5 separate regions of the Homo sapiens genome follow, and regions 1, 2, 3 and 5 are each linked to region 4. A link is a loop called in an ENCODE intact Hi-C map of the cell type or tissue named here. Cell type or tissue: mammary epithelial cell. All regions are shown on one strand.

Region 1 (5,000 bases), 98 kb after region 4:
TCCAGACTGTGCACCTCACTGAGCGATTGGTCTTTTTTTGGAACGAGCTGGCCACTGGAGAGTTTCACAGGTCATTTTGAGTGCCACGTGAAAATAAATTGAAAGAGGGCCAGGGCAGAAGCAGGGAAAAGACACAAGAGGCTAAGACAGCAACCCAGGTGTGACCTGATGGCCTACACCAGGGTGATAGCAGTGACATGGTGGTTGGTGTCAGATTCTGGTGATATTTTGAAGGTAGAGCTCATGGGAATTTCTTATATGTTGGATACAAGGTGGGAGAGAAAGAGAGGAGTCACAGATAACATCCAGGCTTAGGGCCTCAACTATTGGAAGAATGGAGTTGGCATTAACTGAGATGGGTGAAGCGAAGACTGAGAGGAGTAGGATTGGGGACTCGGGTAGAATTGGGAGTTTTGTTTATTTTTTTGTTTAATTTTTGAGACAGAGTCTCACTGTGTTGCTCAGGCTGGAGTCCAGTGACACAATCTCAGCTCGCTGCCACCTCCACCTCCCAGGTTCAAGCAATTCTCCTGCCTCAGCCTCCCAAGTAGCTGGGATTACAGGTGTGCACCACCACGCCTGGCTAATTTTTGTATTTTCAGTAGAGACGGGATTTTGCCATGCTGGCCAGGCTGGTCTCGAACTCCTGACCTCAAGTGATCCACTTGCTTCGGCCTCCCAAAGTGCTGGGATTAAGGCGTGAGCCACCATGCCCGGCCTTCTATTTTGTATATATTAAGTTTGAGATGCCTGTTGACATCTAAGTAAAGATGTCTAGTATGCAGTTGGACTTACATGGCCAGAACTCATGGGAGAAGTCTATCCTAGAGATAAAAATTGTAATACCAGAATATTGGGAATACTAAAAGCAACAGGACTACATACGATCACCAAGGAAGTGAGTGGAGATAGAAAGGAAAAGAAGTCCCAGGATTGAGCCTTGGAGCTTTCTCGAATTAACAGGTCAGGGAGATGAAGAGGAGCCGGCAAGGTAGACCAAGAAGGAGCAAGCCTGAGGTGGGAGGAAAAGCAACAAAGCATAGTGCGTGGTAAGCCAGGTGAAGAAAGCATTTCGAGGAGGAGAGAGCCATCAACTAGGTCAAATGATGCTGACTGTAAGCTAAGATGAAGGCCAAAAACTGACCATCCGGCAATTTGGAGGCCATTTGTGATTTCGTTGAGCACTTTTGGGGGAGCAGTAGAAACAAAAACCAATTTGATTGTGTTCTAGAGAGAATAAGGCTTTTTGAGTGAAAGGGAACAGAGAAGTAGATCAGTAGCTGGAGGGAAACGGTGTCAAAAGAGGTTTCATTTGGTTTTTTATTTTAAGTAGGAAGAAATCCCAACATGTTTGTACTCTGTGGTGAAGATTACCATTGCTCACCCACACCCAGTTTTCCTCTTTCCTAGACACACAGGAAGACTAAATTTGTAATCAGGTAGGCCATATGACTAGATCTAGCTGATGAAATGTGAGGTGAGGACTCTGCTCCAAGGCAGTCAAAAGTAGGTATAAGCTCTTTATGCTTTGTCCCATCCACTTAGCTGGTGTCAAAGGACTCTAGAGTGATGAAGCTGTAGCCTAGGTCCCTGAGTCACTGTTGGAAGAGAGCCAGCAAAATCCATCTGACTCAAATCAGACTCTGACATGATGAGAAATAAACTTTTAAGTTAATTAAGCACTCAAGATTTGGTGTTTCTGGATGTGAAGGCAATCTGGCTGCAACATCTGTCACCCCAACATCGCCAGGTTGATTGGGCTGATCTGGCTGGCTCAGTGGGTGTCGTTTCCCTCCCTCACTGCTCCACGTGTGTCCCTCCTGAAGCTGCAGGCTTGGTTGAAGAGGACGACCTTCCCTGATAGAGGAGGACCGTTCTTCATTCACAAGTATATACATAGCTGTGCTGCCTGCTAGAAGCTCCAAACAATCTCTCAAGATGTGGTGTTTTATCTGTTAGCACAGCAAAGCCTAACCTGTCCTAATACCTGGGCTGAAGGGAAAGTTCCAAAAGAGAGAGAAAACTTGATGATACAGGAGACAGAAGTTCAATTGCCTTCAGTATGCAACAGAGGATGGGATCTACTAACCAAATGGCCAGACTCAATAAGTCACATCCTAATCTGAAAATGATGGATTGGGGCTGGATGATCTCTGAGATCCTAGCCTATGTCACACAGGTTTACAGTCCTTGAACTTGGCTAGCTTCCTGTTGGAGGAAGAGAGAAAAAATCCTGTTGGTCAGGAAGAGTGGAGGGATGTTTGGATTGAGAGGTAGGGAAAAGCCATAAAGATGGGAGGCAAACTGGCCAGGAAGGGAGAGAACCACAGGACTCCAGAAGAGGCACAAGCTCAGTTCTCCCACTTTTATGACTTTTCCCTGACTTTTCAGAAAGGGCCTTCCTTACAGGCATTCACAGGAGATGACAGCTAAAGAGCGGAAAGAGACTTCTGGGCTATCTGATCACCTAGAACATAGGCGGATCATGGCTCTTTAACCATGTCAGAAGGTGTTAAGATTTTGAGAAAATTAGTTCACATTTAATGACCTCAATTTCAATATGAGTGTACAAGGAGTAACAATGCTAGTTACCAGTTTGACTTGCAGGGCCGCTGTTCAGATAAATGAAATGTGATGTGTTAAACTTCTTGGAAGGATGGTGCTATAGAAACAGTAGGTGTTATTATTCCCCTAAAAGGAAAGAACAGTCTTCTCTGATGAAATGGCTGTTACCTCAGAATCCTCATTAAAAGCTGTGGTGCAATTTTCCAAGTTGCGTTAGTAAGACTTGGCAGCAGATGAAAAAAAAGCAAATAAATAAGAAGTCAAAATATTTCAGGTAACTACTTGCTGGCAAATGAGAAGTTTTCAAGTCCTAGAATCATACTGATAATTTTGAAATGCCTAAAGGCAGAACTTATTTATAGTAACGCAGAGGTGACTGCTAGCCCTGAAATGTGGTCCTCAGTCTCGGATGGAGTTGCGGTAAGGCAGCGCCACAGAAAGGGGAGCTAATACTATTGTGACTCCAGCCCTGGAGGCTGTGGTGCTGATACAGAGGGAGGGAAATCTAGTGTGAAAATAGCCACAGCAATAGCTAATTTTAAAACTGAGACACATAAGCTGTTTCCAAACCTCTTACATTTTTTAAATCCTGAGGCCAGTAAGCCTATTTAAAGAAACTTATGCAGAAATGTGTTCCTCTTTTGGCATAGTAGTAGGAGTTGAGTAGACAAAAACCTAAGACATATCTAAAAATCATTTTAAGTGACCTGATTTCAAAGCCGTTTTTAAGATTTCTTTTCACTATGTCTATTTATCCCTATCTGATGTAGGATGACCACAATAATCAACATTTTGAAATAGATTTATGACAAGGCCTCTGAAAGTAAACTTGTTTGCATCAATTTTTTTAAAATAGTTACCGGCGTATCTATTCATTTTTAAACTCCTCTGTATATGAACAAAATATCCTTCATGTTTCTTTCTTTCTCCCATTATGGAGTCTCTTAGCTATTTCAATTAAAATTAATAATAGCTTTAAAGACAAAGTTCAGAGCTATAAAGTTCCTCACTTGATCAGTCATCATAACTATTATTTTGTCGTAGTTAATCATAGAACCCGGGCCTTTACCAAGGTACTTAATTAAACTTTTTAATTTATGATAAGAATTTAAATAGCACTTGTGAGAGTTTTTCAAAATTATTTCTACTTCCCATCCAGATTACACCCTACACCCTTGGAAAAAAAAAAAAAAAGGTGTGACAAAGAGACATCATGGCTGTCAGCCAAGGGTATTGTAGGTCACGCCAGCACGAACTGGCAGCAAGCCATTGTCCAATTAGCATGGCTTCATCCTTGCAGAGTAATCACTCTTTGAGTAGATGGTTGAGTCACTCACGATGCAGTGGTGCTTCACTTGAGCCAGTCCTTCTTAGAATAGGTTTCCTGTTCGCTGTTAATACCTGTCCTCATTTGCCAATACAAGTGCAGGATCATTTAGGCTGAAAGCTGAATAGAAGGCAAACATTGATTATGTATCTCATTTCTCTTGCTTCCTGAAAACTGAGATTGCAGTTAAACAGTGAAAGCACGGTGTGTTTTTTAAGTGAGTTACAAGAAAACACAGTTTCCACACCAAAATACTCAGAGTTAGAATCCAAGAGTCAGTTTTTGTTCTGTCTTTTCTTTGGCAGCTTTAACATTTGGCACAAATCTGAGGATATCAATAAAGTTACCTAATAATCTTAATGGATTCGCATTCCATTCAAAAATTTGGAATGTCACCCAATGTCTTCAGGTTTCAACTCCATTGTTGGGGTGTTCATGACATTTCTGGTGGGTGTGCAGTTATAAAAGCAGACAGCTTTTGAAAGAGGCCCTTCTTATGGTGAGAACACCTGGAATCTTGGTTGGATAAGCTGTAAGCCAGGAAATTGATTCAGGAATTTTTTAATAAAATGGATCATACCCAGGCATTGGAGTGATGCATGGTGGTCAGTTAAAAAAAAAAAGGGAAAAAAGAAAGAAGGCTGTTCTTAAAAGCACAAAGAAAATAGAATAAAATTGTGGGCACTAATCAGTTAATACTTTTATTTTCTTGTTTGTTTGGGTTCTGAACCAAATTGCAGGCTAGAAAAGAATTGGCTTGTTTTGCTTTGAGGAGTGGAGAAGCAATTAAATAATAACACTTTTGGTTTCCTAGGATCTCGGAAGTGTTCTTTTTTGCCATTAATTTGGTACACATAGTAAAATTCATCACTTTGCCATAGACTCCTAAAATATGTTGACAGTCTCTGTAACTGACATTGGCATCACCTCCAAGCCAGCTAGTAATGCGGTGAGCTTTGCTGAGATGGACTTTCGTGTGCAGCCTGGCGAAGGCTGTTTGTGAAAAAGTTAATGCATTCCACACCCTGGGTGGGATGGAGCCAGGCCTCCAACGTGAGCACATTTTTGACTGACTGGCAGCAAAGAGAAATACTGGCAGCTGTTCCCA
Region 2 (5,000 bases), 77 kb before region 4:
AATAGGAGCGAGGAGTACAGTTAGCGTTTACGCACTATTACTAGTAGACACGCCCCAGAAATGGGCTCAGGAGACATCTGGGAACAAACAGATTTTTTCCCTTCAAATATGTTAAGAATCTTTTTGTTTCTAGTGGGAACAGCTGTAGGATTCAGCTGTTTGTTTGTAATCTGATGTCTGAGTGAGGGATGATGTTTAAGATGTAGTATACTAATATACAGAATGTCATCTTAGGTAATAGTGAGGTGGTGAGGGAAGTGGAATGAAGCTGGGAAATTCAGTGTTAGAGCTGACATTTCATTCTCTCCGAGGTTTGTGAAAAGGCCACAGCAAACTTTGCATTTCCCCAGGAAGGAGGGCGGAGGTTCGGTTGGTATCACACCCTGCACATTATTTAAACACTAGCTTGTTGATTTTCTCTTCTGTGAAGAGCAGTTATAGAAAGCGTGTTTCTGGCTGACTTCATCCTGGTTCCCTGCTATTTTGGTCTACAGCACTTGGGAACAGGGAAAGTCCGGGTACCTGCTCTGTGCTGAGAACAAAAGTGGACATTTTCTTGACCAAAAGTGGCTTCTGGCATCCTTTTTCAGAAGCAGTTTTTCAGTGAAGGAAGAGATGTTTCAAGGCCAATATCTAGAAAGAGTACCTAGGTTTATGATTCACAGTACCTTCTTATCAGCTTTAGAGGTCCTTAAGAGTGAGGATATGACATGGGATCTGTTAAGGATGGCATTTCCCCCATGAGGAAAGTGAAGCCCAGAGAAAGCCTGCGACAGCCCAGAGTTGAGGTTAATCAGTGGCAGAACCAGAAACCCCATGTCCTAATGCCTCCTCTAGCATTCTGCATAAGCTTCACAGCCTTCAACCCAGGGTGTAAGTTGGGGGAGATTTCATACGATCCGATCCACATTTCGTGCATTACGTTTCACCAGAGGCCCAAGGAGCTAACGTAGGCAATGGTGTCAGAGACCCAAGTCCTAATCAGAATTCTACCACTTACTAACTGGAAGGTCCTGGGGATGTTAACCTCCTAAATCTCAGTTTCCTCGTTTGTAAAAGAGGTAATTATAAATAGTTCATTGAGTTGTTGTGGGAACTCACGTCATAACATTTGAAAAGCTTAGTATGGGATCTGCTGTACGGTAGGTGCTCAATAGATGATAGTTTTTTTATGGGTCAGGTGCTGTGCTACCCACTGGAAATACAAAGAAAAAATAAGATACCATCCCTGCCCTCAAGTAGTCTGCAGTGTAGTTGGGAAGACAGACATACATGTGAATAAAATAGTGTGCATTGAATGTAATGAGAGCAGCAAGGTGGTCCATAAAGCGAGCAGACTGCAGTTGTTTGAGGAGGCTTCAGAATGAAGTGTTGCACAGATTTTTGAAGATGAATAATAGTGTTAAGGCAGGCAAAGATTCTTCCTTTCAGAAGGAGAAAAGAGTACATAATGTGCTAATACCTGGACCCATGAAATAATATTTTAATATTAACATATTAAATTAACATATTAACATGGAGTTGGAATCAGTTTACAGTGCTGTGGTCTAAAGTCTCCAGCCAGAGAAGCCAGAAGGACGGCAGAAAGGAGGACAATCTAAGTGGCTTGGAGGCTACTCTGGGTGGATATGGGTCAATCCTGAAAGGTTTTTAAGCTGGGAAGTAATATGGTGATATTTGTGTTCTATAAAGATTACTCTGTGGCTACGTGAAGCATGAACTGGAGGAGGCAGGAGCAGGAGGGCTGGTAAGACATAATGAGGGCATTGCATCTGGTTTGGGCAATTGGACTCTGTCACCAAAACTGATTTGGAAGTGATGATGTTGAGCAGTTCTGACGCTTGTAGAAAAAGTGGAAGGAGGTAAGGGTAGGTGGGGATACACACACATTTTTTGGATGGGCCCCTCTTTTCTGCCCCTACATCCCTCTCCTCCGGTGTGTCGTTTCCCTGATCTACTTCAACCTGCAGATCTATCTAGCAGGCACCTCACTTGGGGATTTGTTCCCATACCAGCAAGAAGCTTATAAATTCCTCTGTTAGGCACCTTAAGCTGGTTGAGGTTGTCCAGGTGCCGTGAGGTGCCTCAGAGCTGCCCCTTCCCAGTGTGCACTTTCCACAGCTATCTCCTGTTTTTCGACCACTGAACTCTCAAACTCTCAGTATTTGCATATTCTTGTTTCCTGTAAATTTGCTCCCTCCTTCACTAATCTCTGCTCGCCCTGAGCTCCAGAATTGTCATTCCTGGAGACCTTGGTTAACATCTGAAACTCCTGCTTTGCTATGTGTTTTAAGAATGTACATGTTGGATATGTGATAAAATCAGTACAGCCACTGAAGGGGAAATGAGAACAGGGCTTGGAAGGAAGAAATTTGTTACATTCACAGGTCCCATAGAGGCGTGTCACCACATGCTACGCAGGGCCACAAGGGAAAACACCCGTGTTAGTCAGGAGGCAGAAGGCAGGAGCCAGGGGAGAGCTTGGGCCAGCCACAGCCTTTATTGGAGTTTCCAAGGGAAAGGCAAGGCAGGGCAGGGTTAACAGTTTAGAATTGCTAGTTGAAGTAGTTTGGTTAGGCTCCAAGCTTTCTGGGTGGTCCCTGCTTGCTTGGTACCTGGCTGTGGTATAGTAAAGGCAGAGAAATATTGCCTCTGAGGGCCAGATAGAGGAGGGGTGTCTCTAGATTGGTGAATTTTCTTGTCAAAGGCATGCTACCAGCCGGGCTCTTTGTTATCTCTGAGAATCGGCTAGCCTTGAAAGAGACAGTCTCTCTCTAGCCAGAAAGGTAGTTTTAAGATGTCAAAACATCTAATATGCAGAAAATACAAAATATGTAAAATACATAATGATACCTTCTATTCTTAGTCAACCTGTTTGCCTGTTTATTGATCTGAGATCTGATTTCCCAACCCCCAGCCACTCACCCCCCACCGCCCCAACACTGAGAATTTTGAAAAATTCTCTTTCAAAAGAAGGGATTAGGTTTTTTCCACCAAAAAGTTGTTTTTAATATGAGAAGTCAAGCCTTTTTGACATTTCTTATTAGTTAATATTCTTTCCTTACCAGTTAATTGTTCATTTGTTGTTTTTCTTCTGTCTTATACAGGCAGTTGTGAAAACAAAATGGTTGTATAATTTACCTTTAAAACCTACCAAGAGAGTTTCTTATGATTTCAGTGTAATAGGAAAACCATTGTATAAATGAGAACTCTCAACTTTCCTAGAATAAGGAATAAGAAAAAATAATAAATATTAATTTCAAAACTTAGATATAGAAAAAGAACTTCCTAAATGCCTGTGTTTTCCAACTTGAAGTAACATTGACTTTAAAATGCATTTCTAACAAAGTTCACTCAGGTTCATTTACTTCTTTAGATTATGAAGTATATCATACATGTGGAAGGGAATATATAACATGTAGATACACTTTAAAGGATTAAATAAAGAAAACATCCACATTTCTGCTACTCATCTGAAGAACATTATCATTGCTACTGAAACCCTTATGTACCTCTCTCCTATTGTTTTCTCCTCTCCCCAACTACTTTCCTGGATTTTGAGTTACTTACTGTCTTGTTTGTTTGCTTTTTTTTTTTTAGTTTTACTACATATGTACCACATATAATTTTACCATATATATATCCCAAAGCAATATACTATCTCATTTTAGCTTTTATGTAATAGAATCATACTGATTATTTTGTGACTTGCTCCCCACAAAACACAATGTTCTGAGTTTTATCCAGGTTGACCTGTGTAACTTTAGTTCATTCATTTTCATTGCTATAGAATATTTTATTGTGTTTATTTTACTGTAGTTTATTTAGCCATGCCACTGTCAAAGGGTCCTACATTTTATCATGTATATGGAAACCTTATTGGCTTCCTTATTAATAAAAGTAATTTGTAGATTCTTTATATCATTTACAAGTAATGATAGTTTTTTTTCCCTTTCCAACCCATAAAATGTTAATTCTTTTTTCTTGTCTTACTGAACTGGCAAGAATCTCCAATGTTAAATTAAAATAGTGATAGATAAAACTTTAACTTTTCATTTATATTATAAAGTATGGTATTTGTTATAGGGTTGCTTTGTGATATCCTTTATCCAGTTCAGGAAGTTTCTTTCTATTCTTTGTTTTAATCATGAATGATGAATGTTGTATTTTATTGAATGCTTTTTCTATATTCTTTGAGATAATCATATATTTTCTTCTTTCATCTAGTGAATAACACTGATTGATATTGAAGCAACCTTGAATTATGGAATAACCCAAATTTAGACACATTATTTTTCTTTGGAAATTATTAGATTTGAATTACTAATATTTTGTTCAGGATTTTTGCATTTATGTTCATAAATGAGACTGTCTTATGGTTAGTTTCTCCTTGAGGTTCTTTTATTTTTGGGTTTATATATTTTTGAAGATACATTATTAGGAACATATTATATCTTCCCAGGGAATTAAATATTTCTATTAATATGTGATGGCCCTTTTTATCTCTTTGCCTAAAATTAACTGTGTATGGGTTTAATTTAGCTACACCAGATTTCTGGGTTATTATTTGCCTACGCAGTTCTTCCCCCAGCCTCCTTTATTCAAAGACACAAAAGGCTTTAGATTTGTGCTTTGTAAATCACATAATTGGAATTTGTCTTTTTACTAGCTTTATTAAGGTATAATTTTCATATGATCAAACTCACATATTTTAAGTGTACAGTTTGATGAATTTTGGCAGGTGTGTATAGTCATGTAACCACTACCACAATAAAGCTATAGATATTTCCGTCACACCAGAAAGTTCCTCATGCTTTTTTGCTATCAGTTTCCTTCCCTCACGTCTGGCATTAGGAAACTACTGATCTATTTTTTATCACTATGTTATTTTGTCTTTTCCAGAAAGTCATACAAATGAAATCATACAGTAAGTAGACTTTTGTGTTTGGCTTCTTTCACTTAGTATAATGCCTTTGAGATTCATTTATGCTGTTACACAT
Region 3 (5,000 bases), 71 kb before region 4:
TATGTACAATTTCTTTATATCTGTTTACCAAATCACTCATTCCTACTTCAGCTGCATCTATTTTGGTATTGGACTTACTCATGTGAGTCTCTAAATATAATTATTATATTTTCATTTCTAGAAGTTATTTTTGGCTGTTTCTTAAATCTGCCTAGTCATTTTTGAAATCTTCCTTGTTCATATTTTAAGATCCTGTTTACTTTTTTAAAAATGTTAAACACATCTATTTTATATCTGTGTTCAATACATTCAATAGCTAAAGCCTTTGATGATTTCATTCTGCAGTTTTGTTTTTTCTCATTCATGTTCATGACAGCTTGATTCTTTGTTTTGTGATTTTTGATTGTGAACTTAATTACTTGGAATTCTTATGAAAATCTCTTGAAACTTAGATTTAATATTCATTATTCTAGAGAGGCTTTGTATTTGCTTCTGCTATGTGTTTGTAGTCATTTCCAACTCAGGACTTTTTACCCTATTTGGATTTGGAAAGGGCACATGGATATGTAATTTCTGGGCTTTGTTTTTGTTTTTTTGTGGGGTTTTGTTTTTTTTTTTCTTCTTGAGACAAGAGTCTCACTTTGTCACCCAGGCTGGAGTGCAGTGGTGAGATTTCAGCTCGCTGCAACCTCCACCTCCTGGGTTCAAGCGATTCTCCTAGCTTGGCCTCCCAACTAGCTGAGACTACGGGTGCACACTACCACACCTGGCTAATTTTTTTGTATTTTTAGTAGAGACGGGGTTTCATCATGTTGGCCAGGCTGGTCTCAAACTTCTGACCTCAAGTGATCCTCCTGTCTCGGCCTCCCAAAGTGCTGGGATTACAGGCGTGAGCCACTGCACCCAGCCTGGGCTTTGTATTTTTTGAGGAAATTTTCTTCTTTTTTCTCCTCTCCCATCACCAAGACTTATTCTGTCTTCTATTTCTGGGAAGATTTTTTTTTTTTTTAATTTACCCACTGAGGATTTCATCTTTCAAGGGTATTGGCTTTGACCTTCCTGTGTGGACATTAGGCTGTCCCTTTGTCTCTTAATATCCCCATCAGGGATTGACTTATGCAGGACTTACCTACTTACTTCTCTAGGTTCTAATTTCCTTGTCATTTTCAACTTTTAACAATTGCTGTTACTTTCTTGCTGCTTAGCCATATCTTTAAAAATATTTTTAGTACTCAGCATTTTTAGGCATTCCACATGAATTTGCCATGCTTGACAATCAGAAGTCCTCTTTATTTGAAAGTTGAAACATTTCCTGGAAGAGGAGCAATAGTAAATTAGTTAGATCCTTGCCATTCATGGATTTCACTACAGTCAAAAAGGTAACTTTACATCACAATAGAATCATATTTTACCTACAAAAAGTAGTATTTGGTTTGTATAAATATTAATGTTCAAGATTTTGTCTTTTTTTCTTTGGTCTTCTAAAATGGAGTTACAAAAAGGTCTTTAAGAATCAGTCACTCATTTACTGACTTTTCAACAAATACTTGTTGAGCCCCTACATTTTAGGTGCTGGAGACAAGATGTATCAGTGATTAAAGCAGACAAAAATTCTTGCTCCTACTGAGCTTACATTCTGGTTGGAGGAGATGGACAGTTAACAAGATAAATAGGTAAAGTGTATAGTATGTTGAAAAGGTGATAAGTGCTGAGGGAACCCTGGGGCAGGTAAAGGAGAATTGGGAGCTGTTCTCATTATTCTTTTTAAAATAATTTTATCCCAATAGTAAGCAATATTATTTATTTTTTAAAGAAGATATTTTAAAAGTAAGACCTATATTAACTGAAGTTTATGCAGAAAGTTCCTTTAAATATTCTACTACAGCATTATTCCTAAACTTGTAAAGGTTAAGTTGCAATTGATGTATACATTTGTAGAAGTTTCTAAATTAGAAAAAAAAAGTGTTTTATAATTCCTTGGACACTTGTTTAGTAAGAAAGTAAATGAATAGAAATATTGATCACAATAGAACTTCAACTATACGATGCCAAAACTTGTAAAAAATCCTCAGGTTTTAAAAATAGCATGAAACTGGAAAATGTTTTTTTCTGCCCACCAATTCCCACAAAGGCAAAAACAAACAAAATATCCAGCAACAACTGACTATCAAAGGGGGCTAAATATCTGTTAGACTTAACTCACTAGGCTGGTTCTGAAAGTCCCAATTGGTGAAGGTATAAAAGCCCATTCATTTCTTTAGTGCAAAAACTGACAAACAGGGCAAAAGTAACCAGAAGGGAACAAAGAGAGCAGTGGAGACCTTTAAAGACGGCAGCAGTGTACACCAGGGTGCAAAGCAGCAGGCACTGTTTTAAAAGGAGCACCGTTAATCCAGAGACTAAAGCTCTGCAGACCAAGAGCAAAGCACCATTTATAGCTCAGTTCCCACAAGGGCATGACCATGCTCTATTACAAGCACATCAGCTGAGGGACAGAGAGTCTATTATTAAACAATTGTAGTGGCTACCCGCAGGAAGTGGGGTGAATGTCTGGGTTAGTGTCCTGACACCAGTGACTTCATTGATCCAACCTGTGCAAGTATCAGGGAGGGGGTCAGAATAGGAGGAGTTATTGCAGAACGTTATTCATGAGGGAGTTTTTCATCATTAAGGCATCATCCAAGACTCCATTTTTACTGTTGTTTATGCTTAGACTTTTCTTCACAGTAAAAAATTGGGGAGACTCTCCATCTTCTTGTAAAGATAAAGAACTCTGAAAAATACATAAATCACTTTAGTGGTTTTTCTAATTGTAAAAAATAACAGATGTTTATTGGGAAAAAGTTCAGAAAATCTTTTTTTTTTTTTTAATCACCAGTAACCTGAGAGAAAGCAACTGTTAACATCTTGTTATATACCTGCAGCTCCAAACTGTGTGCCAAGATGCTCTGGGGCACCACAGCAAATTCTGGGTGCAGCTCTAGGGTTGGCACAGATACTTTCCATCATTAAGGGAAACATCGTACAACACTCTGCCAACTATTAGCTGGAGATAGTTCACAGTTTCAGCATTAGATCACACTACATTCCTTTTGATGACATCATATCTTTACAAAACCGAGTTTTCAGTGATTGCTGAGTGTTTAGTGATAAAAAGTGTATCACATGAAAACCAGCGTGGAACAGGAAATAAGGTAGTGGTGTCCAGCGATTCCAAGATTTAAAGTTATGCAGTGCCCAACAGGTGTATACATTCTATAAACAAGTTATAACAAAGTTACTTGAGAAGGAAATAGTAGTTTTCATTTATGTGTGTTTTTTTTTCAGCTGCTAAATCATTCTGACATAAATAGTTATTATGTTGTTTGGATCTAACTACTTAACAGACAGCTCTATTAGGTATTTGTTTGGGCCTGGAGGCATTGTGAAAAATTACTGAGACTCTAAGGGCTACCAGAATCATTTGGGAACCTCTAATACAGATCCTTTCGGACCTTCCCCTATATACAACCACACATATTTTTGAAACCTATTGTTTTCTTTGGGTTAACAATATATTGTGGAAATCTTTGCATGTCAATAATATGTGGATCATTATTTTAAAATTTTAATGGCAGAATAGTTTTCCATTGTTTGAATTTCCATGTTTTTTAACCAATCCTTTAATGTTAGAGGTTTAGTTAAACTTCACTTTTATGCCCTGTTGCACAGGCTGGAGTACAGTGGCATGATCATGACTCCCTGCATCCTCTGCCTCCTGGGCTCAAGCAGTCCTCTGGCCTCAGGCTTCCATGTAGCTGGGACTATAGGCACCACCACACCTGACTAATTTTTCTATTTTTGTAGAGATGGGGTCTCACTATGTTGCCCAGGCTGGTCTCAAACTCCTGGGCTCAAGTGATTCTCCCACCTTGGCCTCCCAAAGTACTGAGATTACAGGCGTGCAGCACTGCACCAGGCCTACTTTACTTTTATAATCAGCGGTGTGGTCAGCCTCTTTGCACATCCTCTTTGTTTATATAGCCAGTGATTCCTTAGGCTAGATTCCTAGAAAGTGATTTTCTAGGTCAAAGAATATGTACTTTTTAATGACTTTTACATCCATGTGTAAAATACAGGGAGAGAGAGCCCAATTGTCTTTTCAAAGAGGTTACACCAGTTTCTTTTAACCAAGTTTACAAGCCTACCTCAGCAAAAAGAAGTGAAACATTGGAGAACTCCCAAACATCTAAATTCAGATTTGTGAACTGGCCAAGCATGTTTCTCTTTCTCAATCATTGAATAAAGTGAATGAAAGCTGGGGAAATGTGTACTTTCCAGGAGCGCCTGGGAGCCCTTACAGATGAAGCTCCAGCTGAAGTCAGAGGTAGCTGATAGCAGGCCAGGCGCAGTGGCTCATGCCTATAACCCCAGCATTTTGGGAAGCCAAGGCATTTTGGATCACTTGAGGTCAGGTGTTTGAGACCAGCCTGGACAACATGGTAAAACCCTGTCTCTACTAAAAATATAAAAAATTACCTGGGCATGGTGGCAGGTGCCTGTAATCCCCAGCTATTTGAGAGGCTGAAGCAGGAGAATTGCTTGAACCCAGGAGGCAAAGGTTGCAGTGAGCTGAGATCATGCCATTGCACTCCAGCCTGGGCAACAAGAGCGAGACTCCATCTCAAAAAAAAAGAAAAAGAAAAAAGGAGGTAGCTGATAGCAACATCCAAAATGACACCCACCTAGGGAATAGGAAAACCATTTGCAAGGAAACTTCTCCAGCCTTGGTTCACTAACTAGTTTTTTAAAACATTTTACTCCTTGCAAAGCCATGCTCTACCACATAGCTTCACTCTACCTCTGTGAGGAAGAGGCAAATGATACAAATAGGAGTTGACATCAGGAATTTTTTGAGAGGACAAATTTCAGAATACTGTGAGGGTCAAACAGACTCCTTCCTGTTCCATGGTCCACAGCACATAAATTTATTATTATTATTATTATACTTTAAGTTTTAGGGTACATGTGCACAACGTGCAGGTTAGTTACATATGTATACATGTGCCATGTTGGTGCGC
Region 4 (5,000 bases):
TTAAAGGAAACCATTAAGAAAGTGAAAAGATGGTCCACAGATGGGAGAAAATACTTACAAATCATGTATCTGACAAAGGATGTGTATCCAGAATATATAAAGAATTCTTACAGCTCAATGCTCAAAAGACAACCCAGACAAGTAATGGACAACTAAAATATGCATTTCTCAGAAAAAGATATACAAATGGCCAGTAAGTGAATGAAAAGATGTTCAGCATCATTGGTCATTAGGGAAATGCAAATCAAAATTATAGTGAGTTACCACTTTACCCCCACTAGGATGGTTAAAGTCTAAAAGACAGTAATAAGTGTTGGTGAGGATGTGGAGAAATTGGAACCCTTATACATTGCTGGTGGGATTGTCCTGCTACAGCCATTTTGGAAAACAGTTCCTCAAAATGTTAAATACAGAGTTACCATTTGTCCCAGTATATTAGTTAGGGTTCTGCAGAGAATAGAACCAATAGAGGGTGTGTGTGTGTGTGTGTGTGTCTGTGTGTGTGTGTGTGTGTGTGTGTCTGTGTGTGTGTGTGTAGAGAGAGAGAGGAAAGGGACAGATTTATTTTAAAGAATTGGCTTACATGATTGAGGAGACTAGCAAGTTCAAAATTTGCAGGGTAGGCCAGCAGGCTGTAGACCCAGAGAAGCATCGATGTTGCAGTTAGAGTCCAAAGGGAGTCTGCTGTCAGTATTCCTTCTTCCTGGGAGAGGTCAGCCTTTTTTCTTAAGGCCTTCAACTGATTGGATGAGGCCCACCTCATGAAGAGTAATCTGCTTTATTCAAAGACTACTGATGTAAATGTTAATCTCATCTAAAAAACACCTTTGTAACGACACCCAAACATGTTTGACCACAAGTCTTGGTATGGTGACTTAGCCAAATTAACACATAAAATTAACCATCCTACCTAGCGATTTCACTTCCAGGTATATATCCAAGTAAATTGAAAACATGTCCAAATATGTCTAACCATACAAAAATGTTCTTGGCAGCATTATTCATAATAGCTAAAATGTGGAAACAATCCAAATATCCATCAACTGATATAAATGGATAAACAGGATGTGGTAGATGAATATAATTGATTATTATGCAGCCATAAAAAGGGATGAAATATTGACATTTGCTACATCAAGTGTGAACCCTGAAAATATGGTAAAGTGAAAGAAGCTAGACACAAAAGGCCTCATAATAGATGATTCCATTTATACAAAATGTGTAGAATAGGAAAATCCACAGAGACAGAAAGTAGATTGGTGGTTGCCAAGGGTTGAAGGGGAAAGGAAATGAAGAGTAACTACTATGGGTGTAGGTTTTCTTTTTTGGATGATGGAAATGTTCTGATATTAGATAGTGGTGATGGTCGCACAACTCTGTGAATATACTAAAAAACATTGAATTGTATATTTTAAAGGTGTGAATTGTATGATATGCTGATTATATCTCAATAAACCTGTTAAAAAATGCCTAAGCCTCCAAACGTAAGTGGTCCTGGCCACCTAATAGAAAGCAGCAGGAGTTGCTTCTAAAATATAGAATGTATGCTGAATCCCATATGTGAAGAGTTAGAAGGGAATGAAATGATCATCACCATTTACTAGATACCTTCTGTGTTTCAGAAGCTGTGAACATATCAGCTCTCTTAGTCTTCCTTAAAAAACAAAAACAAAAAACATAGCCAGTTTTAAGGGCACACACCTGTAGTCCCAGCTACTCAGGAGGCTGAGGCCGGAGGATCGCTTGAGCCCAAGAGTTCGAGGATGCAGTGAGCTATGATCACGCCACTGTACTCCAGCCTGGGTGACAGAGCAAGACCCTGTCTAAAAAAAATAAAACAAAAGCATATGTTGGCTTTAATCTTCCTTGTTTGTTCACATCAGGAAACTGAGCCTTTGTTCAAATTGCTTGGCCAAAGTCAGCTATGTTGGGACTAGACCTGGGTCTCTCTGACTTTAGGCTTATTCCTAATTCACTGCCCCACACTTCTCCTGGAGGAGAAACCCTGTCCCGAACTGAACAGAGAGTGGCACGACCTGCCACTTAGAGAGGTGGGCAAAGTCTTCCCAAGAACAAAGGTATGAAGGCTGAAGTATGCTTTTGGAGAAAAAACAAAGGAATTAAGTGCAAACGGGAGGCCGTTGCTTTTATGATAAAGAAAAAAAAAACAGGTTTAATTTTTAAAACAAAAGTTCCACAAGGACCACAAGGAAAGTGACAGGAAGACAGAAGGGACCACAGGATCCAAGATTGCCAATTGAAAAGCAAAACCTAACACTGGGGTAGAGCCAGCATGTCATGGACCAGTAAGAGAAATGAACGTTCCCAGAGTAGCCAGCTGAATTGGGGAGAGGCCTAGCCGTGTTGACAGTCAGTTGGACCAGAAGCCACGTAGGGGTGTTCCGGAAGCTGAAACAAGTCGTTTCTCATCCAGAGACAAAAGTGGCCCCAGAAGAAGTTACCCTGGATGCTCCATGGATCAGGATCCAGTACAGGGGCTTGTAGACAAAGAGAAGTACTGGAGTTCTTTTACAAGAGATTTTAACCTGAGGTTTATGGATTCTTAGGGGGCCTACATCGTCTTCAAAGGGTCCTTGAGCTCTTGCTATCATGTGGAAATGTTTTGTGTCTATGCGTCTGGTTCTGGGGAGAGAGTCTTCAGGTTTTTAAAGAATCTATGTCAGGAAGAAGATATTTAAAAGTTATTTAAATGTTTCTCTTAAAGCGCTAGGCTAATTTTCTGGCTGTGTGATAGATTGTGTTAAATGGTCTGGCACTCCTAATTTTTGGAATAAAAATGAATTCTTAGTGAATGATCTCACAGCCTGCAGTGCTGTCTGATTCTGTCCTGGCATTTGATAGAACTTGTTAGGGGATTAGGTAAGACAGGATGTTGGTACATTTGAGGTCATTAAACCAAGAAGGGAAGGGTGGGGGTTGCGGGGGGGGCAAAGAAATCTTGCTAAATATATTGTGGAGCTGAACTAAATGCTGAATAGCTAAGGGACATTCTTTGTGTTCTGTGCCAAGACTTTAAAACCCTGTTTAGAAACAGACTAGAATGATGGAGACAGCTCCATCTAGATGCAGTGCATTGGTAAATGCCTGTCTTTCCAAGAAATACTATTTTACTTGTCCTTTTATGGAGGAGGCGTGGAAGGCTGTGATGTACTGGGTTGTATAACATTTTTGTAAGCGGATACAGCTAGTATAGAACCTAGAGAAACAATAAAAGCCGCCTTTTCACATGGTGTCTCACAGTTCCCGTTTCATTACTAGGAAAATAATGAATATGTCACAGAGAAGCTAATTCGTATGAAAGGTTTTTGTCAGCTGAAATGCATGCCCAAAAGTTTATTTTCTACCTGTCTTTTCTTTCTACTTCTTTTTTGTTTCCTTCACTCTTGTTTTGGATGTATAGTTTTAGAAAATACTCACTTTAAAAATGTATTGGATGGATAGTGGTGAAGGCTGTACAACGAAACAAATGTACTTGGTGCCACTGAACCGTATACTTAAAAATGATTAAAGTGGTAAATTGTACGTTTTGGATATTTTACCATAATTTTTAAAAAGTATATCGGCTAATACAGAAGGAAAACCCACTTACCCTTTGAGGCAAGAATTCCAAGTATCTTTATGTGGTAAATGCCACACCCTTTCCCACACGTGGTATGAATATGTAAGTCGTAGGGCAAAGTGTGTATGGGGTAGAAGTGCTCATTTAAGCATTGCATGGTCCCCACTCTGCCACTCACTGGCTATGGGACCTGGGACCCTATATCCCAAAGCAGATGTTAAGCCCTCCACAAATGCTGCCTTCTTCCTCCTCGGTCCATTACTCACATGTTGGTTTTTCAACAGTACAGTGAGACAGTGGGACTCAGTGATCTCCAAGGTCCCTTTCAGCTCTGCTGATCCATAGTTTAAACTCACTATTTTTAAAAAAAATCTATAGAACACTATGAAAATTCTCGTGGACAGATGTAGTCCACGGGCTTCCCATGTGGACACACAGCAGCTTTTGCTGCTTCTGACTTTCTCTCTCCTCTGTTCCACATTCTTTCTCTTCCCCAGCCTGCCAAGAGTCATCCATGAGCTTGGACCTGGGAAGAGAGGGCAGACAGGAGAAAGAAGTGAGGTGGCTCAGGACAGAAGGCTGGGAAAGAGCCTGGTGCTGGATGTCAGGCTGGACTAGGGATGCATGCAACAAGCCAGGAGTCAGCCCTGACAGTGCCACATGGTTATGGGTGTGATGGAACCCAAGGCCGTGGCCCCAGATTATCTGAAGGGTATGTGACCACAGGAGAAGTAAGCACGATTGATTTTTATACGAGGTGGATGGTGGTGGGAATGTAGAGATTAGATCCAGGGAGAGAAGCTGAGCTCATCGTGTGAGGAAGAGCCTCTGTTGGGGAAGAAGAGGCTATGTCAGGAGGTGCAGCAGGAGAAGAGGGCCAAGGGCCAAGTGCAGGTGTATGCTCAGTCTCCAGGCAGGGTTCAAGCTGAGAGCAGATGAACTCTGGCCTAGGACTCGAGGGCTGGCAAAGGCAGATCCCCAGGGCAATGTCTCTCCTCTGGTTCCTCTATGTGTACCTGTCACTGTACTCTGCAAACACTGATCTTCATTCATGTATTGGTGTAGCCATTCATTCAAGTTTGTGCCAGGCACTATTCCAAGTGTCAGGTATCAATGGTTAGCAAGAGAAGCTAGGTCCCTGCTGCTGTGGGTCTTACATGGACCAAGAGAGAAGATAGGTAATTATACAGTAAATAAACATGTGGATTTTGGTTATCCCTTGATGGAAACAAGCAGGGCAATGCCTAGCTGTTTGGGAGAGGACAGAGCACATTAAGGACAGTGTCTCTGCAAGTGACATATTTGAACTAGACCTAGTGAAGGAGAAGTAACCAGCATGGCTAAGGGTTGTGGGAGGGAATTCTAGGCAGAGAGAGAAGCAGGTGGCAAGGCCAGGCAAGGGCTTTGCATAGTCAAGGGA
Region 5 (5,000 bases), 130 kb after region 4:
AGGGAGGCAGGAGGGTCGGAATCACAAAGTCCACTTTGAAGTTTGAAGTCCACTCAAGTGTTGAAGAAGCTTCTAAAGGTCCAAGTGGAGACCCTGGTCATAGAACTGGTAGGTTTGGTAGGTTGCTCCACAATTATCATGGAAATCAACAAACAGGTCCTGGGAGGAAAGTCAACTTTCCCCTGCCTTTTCCCCGTTTCTGACCATGGCTGTATGCAGCATCATCTCACATTATACTAGCTCATCTATTTTCCAATCACCTTTATTTTTTATATTTTCTTATTTTTTTATTTTCATTCTTTAGAGATGGGGTCTCAGTGTTGCCCAGGCTGGTCCTGAACTCTTGGGCTCAAACGATCCCCTTCCCTCAGCCTGCTGAGTAGTTGGGATTACAGGCCCAAGCCAACACGCCCAGCCATCTTTGTTTTTGTTGTTGTTGTTGTTTTGAAATGGAATTTCGCTCTTGTTGCCCAGGCTGGAGTGCAGTGGCACAATCTCAGCTCACTGCAACCTCTGCCTTCCGGTTTCAAGCGATTCTCCTGCCTCAGACTCCCGAGTAGCTGAGATTACAGGTGCCCGCCACCATGCCCAGCTAATTTTTTTGTATTTTTAGTAGAGACGGGTTTCACCATGTTAGCCAGGCTGGTCTCGAACTCCTGACCTCGTGATCTGCCCACCTCACCCTGCCAAGGTGCTGGGATTACAGGCTTGAGCCACTGCACCCAGCCCGTCGTTTTTTTTAAAGACCCTTTACATCCTGTGAGAACTTTCACCTCTTTCTCATTGCCAGATCAGAATGACTTACTGGGAAAGTGTGCTGTTTTTAAAAATCCTACATTAGGCAGAAACTGAAACAACAGACTGACATCAAAGGTGTCCATTTAAAGAAAGCCCCAGGCTACAGAATTCTGAGCCCTATCCTCCTCCAAAATTTATGACTCTGAAACCTAAACTGCCTTGGGTCTGCCTGGGAACCTGTACATAATTCCTATTACACACTGTAAAGCGTCCCAAATAGCTTCCAAAGATACCTTGTTTTCGTCAATGGGGTATCCAGGTTGTGGCTTTGGTTAGTTAGAAGCAACATGATGCTTTTTTTAGTCGTTCTCAGTCTTGAATTGGCCTATACTCTCAGACTTCGCCAACTCTTCCTCCTAATGGCCTCTCTCATCTGTCTATATTTCCCTTCCCAACACCACTGCCTGTATCCCGGCCACAGTGGTGCTTGCCTGGACTTCTGTGACTGGCTTGCCGCCCGTCTGGCTTGTTCCCCAAATGCAGCCAAAGGAGTCTCCCTCATACTCTCCTGCGCAACAGACTCCAGTGAGGCCCCTGGGCCAGCCTCGGCGGCGGACACGGAAGGACCTTCCCAGCCCGTCCCCTTGCTCCCTTCTCCAGTTTCACCTGTGCCCTTGCCCCAGCTGCTGCTCCTGCCACACCACACTGCATGCTATGTTCTCTCTTAGGTCTTTGCACATTTCATTTCTTCCATCTGGAACACCAGCTCCCACCCAAAACCTAACTAATCCTCCCTCAGGCTGCAGCTCATTTGTCACCTCCTCAGTTAGATGCCCTTCCGCCAGCAGCTGTACTTCCCCTGTGACATGGTTTGGCTGTGTCCCCACCCACATCTCATCTTGAATTTTAGCTCCCATAATTCCCATGTGTTGTGGGAGGGACCCGGTGGGAGATAAACTGAATCACGGGGGCGGTTTCCCCCATACTGTTCTCCTGGTAGTGAATAAGTCTCATGAGATCTGATGGTTTTATAAGGAGTTTCCCTGTTCGCTTGGCTCTCATTCTGTCTTTGCCAGCGGCCATGTAAGATGTCCCTTTGCTCTTCCTTCATCTTCCACCATGACTGAGGCCTCCCCAGCCATGTGGAACTGTGAGTCCATTAAACCTCTTTTTCTTTATAAATTACCCAGTCTCAGGTATGTCTTTATCAGCAGCATGAAAATGGACTTACACACCCTGTAAGTAAGAACCGTACTGACAGTTCTTATCATGGCTGTGTTGTGATTACCTGTTGACTTGTCTCTGTCCCAATAGCCTAGAACCTCTCAGACCAAGTACCGTTTCCTTCATATTCATTGTTTTATGCCCCCAGCACCTAAGACACAATAGAACCATGCAAAGTGGTCAGTATGCATTCGTTAAAGGGATAAGGTGATTTGTATCTTATATTGAAAAGGTGCCCACCAGTGACATCCCATATTGTGAATTCCTGTGGAGGAGAATGCCTGGTGTCATTACCTTGTTCTCAGCCTATAAACTTAATCCAGCTAAGTGCTGTAGTGTCACTGAAACTCACTGATCTGTGCCTGGGGCTGCATGCTTGTCGTCTGACGCAGTTGTTCCCATGTTACTGTGTGGCAAAGGTGAACTGAAACACCTAGGGGAAGGCAGCTAGCTGTGGAGTGTTAATAATTGCTGACAGATTTGGCAGTTCATAAAGTAATGATATCATTCAGGACAAACTAATAAATAAAATAGCCTTTATTCTGCATTAAATATAATTTGCTAAAAATGTATTCTATGTGATGAACAAACCATAAGTTCCAAATTCCCTTTTTATTGCACCTAAAAAATACACCGTTAAGATCCCGCATATATTTTTTGAGGCATTTGCTTCTCTTTGCCTTGCTCTCTTTCTGTGACTTTCCCTGCGACCCAGATATAGAAATATCTTGTGTTCTTGTGCTCCCTCTCCTGGTCTTTTCTGTCTTTCAGCCAGAGCATATTCCTAGAATTGCGCACCACCCAGGTGGGGGCCTGGGCATATGAACAAAGAAGCCAGCCAGCTCGGCAGTGCTTGTTGTAAGATCTGGGGGGGGCCAGAAACAAATTTCCTTCTTCATTGTTTGCAGTCCAGCTTGACTAAGTGAAAAAGGGCCGTACAGGTGCAGAAAAGAAACATGCCTGGTATCCTTTCTGAGAAATAAAATGTTCTTTAGAAAAACACACATACACACAAACATTATAATAAAAAACACCTGATATTATGTTTTTTTGAAGCTATGCCTCCCCGGAGATATACAAATGCATGTATAAATGTGTCCAATCTGTTCTGTTAATAGTGCTAATTACCTGATTATCTGGTCAGGTACAGTAATAAACCCCTTTGACATTCTGTTCCTTCCATATGCTAGATAAAGTGTTCTAATATCTGGTCTGTGACTGTATGCTCTGCCCGCCAAGAGTCAGGAGGTGGAAAGATCATCAAAGCCTGTCGGCGGCGCTTCACTTCGGGGCACAGAACTGGGAACAGGGCACTGCCAGGCCCTACCTTGAGGTGGCAGGACAGCACTGTCCTTACTCCTCACGAGGGTGGCCTGTACTTCACAGGGCCTCTGTTGCCCTTCACATCCTCCGAACTCTGACCCTGCCCACCTTCTTTCTCCTGTTGGAGTTGCTTTTAGACACTTTATAATTTCACCTATTTATCTAACATTCTTCTTTTTTCCCCATTTGACTTTCTGAAATGCCTTCTTTGCTAACTCTGTGGTCTTTCCTACTTTAGTGTAGAAGAGGATTTTTATTTTTTCCAAGCTGATCTAAAAGACAGTCATCCCCCAACCCCCACCATCTAAAATTCTCTTACTCTAACTTAGCAGGTTAAGGATGAACCAGTTTTGCTCACTCAACTCACCCAGCCTTCATTTCCAAGCCAGCTTGCAGTCTTTTCTCACCATCCTGCAGTTCCAGCAGGACTGGTATATGTGTCCTCTTCCATCTGTTTTGCTCCATGGTTTTCCGAGCACTGTCAGCCTCTTCCCAACAGATCGTTTCTCTTCCTGTCATGTCATTCCCTTTTATGAGCCCCATTTGAAGTTTCATTTAGGTGGGGTGGAGGGCACTGGTTTCTCAGGTAGAGAAGGGTGTTAATCCCAGGTGCATATGGCAGAGCCTTTCCTAGAAAGCATGAGGCTGCCAAGGTCAGGGTCACAATATTTGAAGGACAAAGGCTGACTCCTGTTGGTGCTGCGCTCTCTGTCCCCCACCTGCTCCCATCCAAGCGTAGTGGTAGAGTGGTGGCAGCCCACATCCGTCCCTTGTCTCTCATCTTCTGCTGCACCAGGAGTCTCAACAATGGATAGGTCAGCATCAATTATTCTCCTATTTGATTGTGATACATTGTGAGTTCCTCCAGGAATTCTTACCTTCTTAAGACTACATTTTTGCTGGGCACGGTGGCTCACACCTGTAATCCCAGCACTTTGGGAGGCCGAGATGGGCGGATCACCTCAGGTCAGGAGTTCAAGATCAGCTGACCAACATGGAGAAACCCCATCTCTACTGAAAATACAAAAAAATTAGCTGGGCGTGGTGACACATTCCTGTAATCCCAGCTACTCGGGAGGCTGAGGCAGGAGAATCGCTTGAACCCAGGAGGCGGAGGTTGCGGTGAGCCAAGATCGCACCATTGCACTCCAGCCTGGGCAACAAGAGTGAAACTCAGCCTAAAAAAAAAAAAAAAAAAAAAGACTACATTTTTAAGACACATTCTTTTTTTATTATTTTTCGAGACAGAGTCTCATTCTGTCACCCAGGCTGGAGTGCAGTGGCACAATCTCAGCTTACTGCAACCTCCGCCTCCCAGATTCAAGCAGTCTTCCTGCCTCAGCCCCCCAAGTAGCTGGGACTACAGGCATACGCCACCACACCCAGCTAATGTTTGTATTTCTAGTAGAGATGGGATTTCACCATGTTGGTCAGGCTGGTCTGGAATTCCTGACCTCAAGGGATCGGCCAGCCTCAGCCTCCCAAAGTGCTGGGATTATAGGCGTGAACCACTGTGCCCAGCCCAAGACAGATTTTTAAAACTACATTTTTTGCTTCTTTCAAGTTCACTTCAGCATCCAGCACAGTGAATGCTCAAGTAAATTTTTTGCATTGATTATTTAGTAACATTTATGCAAAATGCCTCATATGTACACAAAATACTTATGGCTTTAGCCTTTCTGTGATCTAATGATGTTTTATCAATTTAACTTTTC

What was found. A loop is a pair of places that touch in the nucleus more often than their neighbours do. Peaks named below come from ENCODE experiments on the same cell type or tissue, not always from the same donor. Only the 100,000 strongest peaks of a DNase experiment are listed, where the experiment ranks them.
Region 1: it touches region 4 in a loop (2.9-fold over the local background); 4 of 110 quality-filtered maps call a loop at or near these places.
Region 2: a loop joins it to region 4, with 5 times the contacts of the local background. A loop is called at or near these places in 19 of 110 quality-filtered maps.
Region 3: a loop joins it to region 4, with 5 times the contacts of the local background. A loop is called at or near these places in 18 of 110 quality-filtered maps.
Region 5: a loop joins it to region 4, with 7 times the contacts of the local background. A loop is called at or near these places in 29 of 110 quality-filtered maps.

The regions. Positions count from the first base shown.
Region 1 is chr6:89,998,208-90,003,207 of GRCh38, reverse strand. The region is part of intron 6 of BACH2 (BACH transcriptional regulator 2); the gene reads left to right. It also overlaps the pseudogene RN7SKP110. Among named protein-coding and RNA genes, the nearest start is that of GJA10, 110 kb to the right of the region's middle. In mammary epithelial cell, a CTCF peak has its summit at 3,012; DNase peaks (open chromatin) are centred at 1,607 and 3,847.
Region 2 is chr6:90,173,513-90,178,512 of GRCh38, reverse strand. All of the region lies in intron 4 of BACH2 (BACH transcriptional regulator 2), which reads left to right. Among named protein-coding and RNA genes, the nearest start is that of BACH2, 120 kb to the left of the region's middle. RefSeq lists a cis regulatory region at 4,707 and an enhancer at 4,635-4,779. In mammary epithelial cell, no CTCF peak of the experiment used is centred here; a DNase peak (open chromatin) is centred at 2,432; H3K27ac peaks cover 1,329 bases.
Region 3 is chr6:90,166,978-90,171,977 of GRCh38, reverse strand. The region is part of intron 4 of BACH2 (BACH transcriptional regulator 2); the gene reads left to right. Among named protein-coding and RNA genes, the nearest start is that of BACH2, 130 kb to the left of the region's middle. In mammary epithelial cell, no CTCF peak of the experiment used is centred here; a DNase peak (open chromatin) is centred at 3,037; H3K27ac peaks cover 372 bases.
Region 4 is chr6:90,096,223-90,101,222 of GRCh38, reverse strand. All of the region lies in intron 4 of BACH2 (BACH transcriptional regulator 2), which reads left to right. Among named protein-coding and RNA genes, the nearest start is that of BACH2, 200 kb to the left of the region's middle. In mammary epithelial cell, a CTCF peak has its summit at 3,081; a DNase peak (open chromatin) is centred at 2,972; H3K27ac peaks cover 3,139 bases.
Region 5 is chr6:89,968,537-89,973,536 of GRCh38, reverse strand. All of the region lies in intron 6 of BACH2 (BACH transcriptional regulator 2), which reads left to right. Among named protein-coding and RNA genes, the nearest start is that of GJA10, 77 kb to the right of the region's middle. In mammary epithelial cell, CTCF peaks have their summits at 2,719 (motif pointing left) and 3,288; no DNase peak of the experiment used is centred here.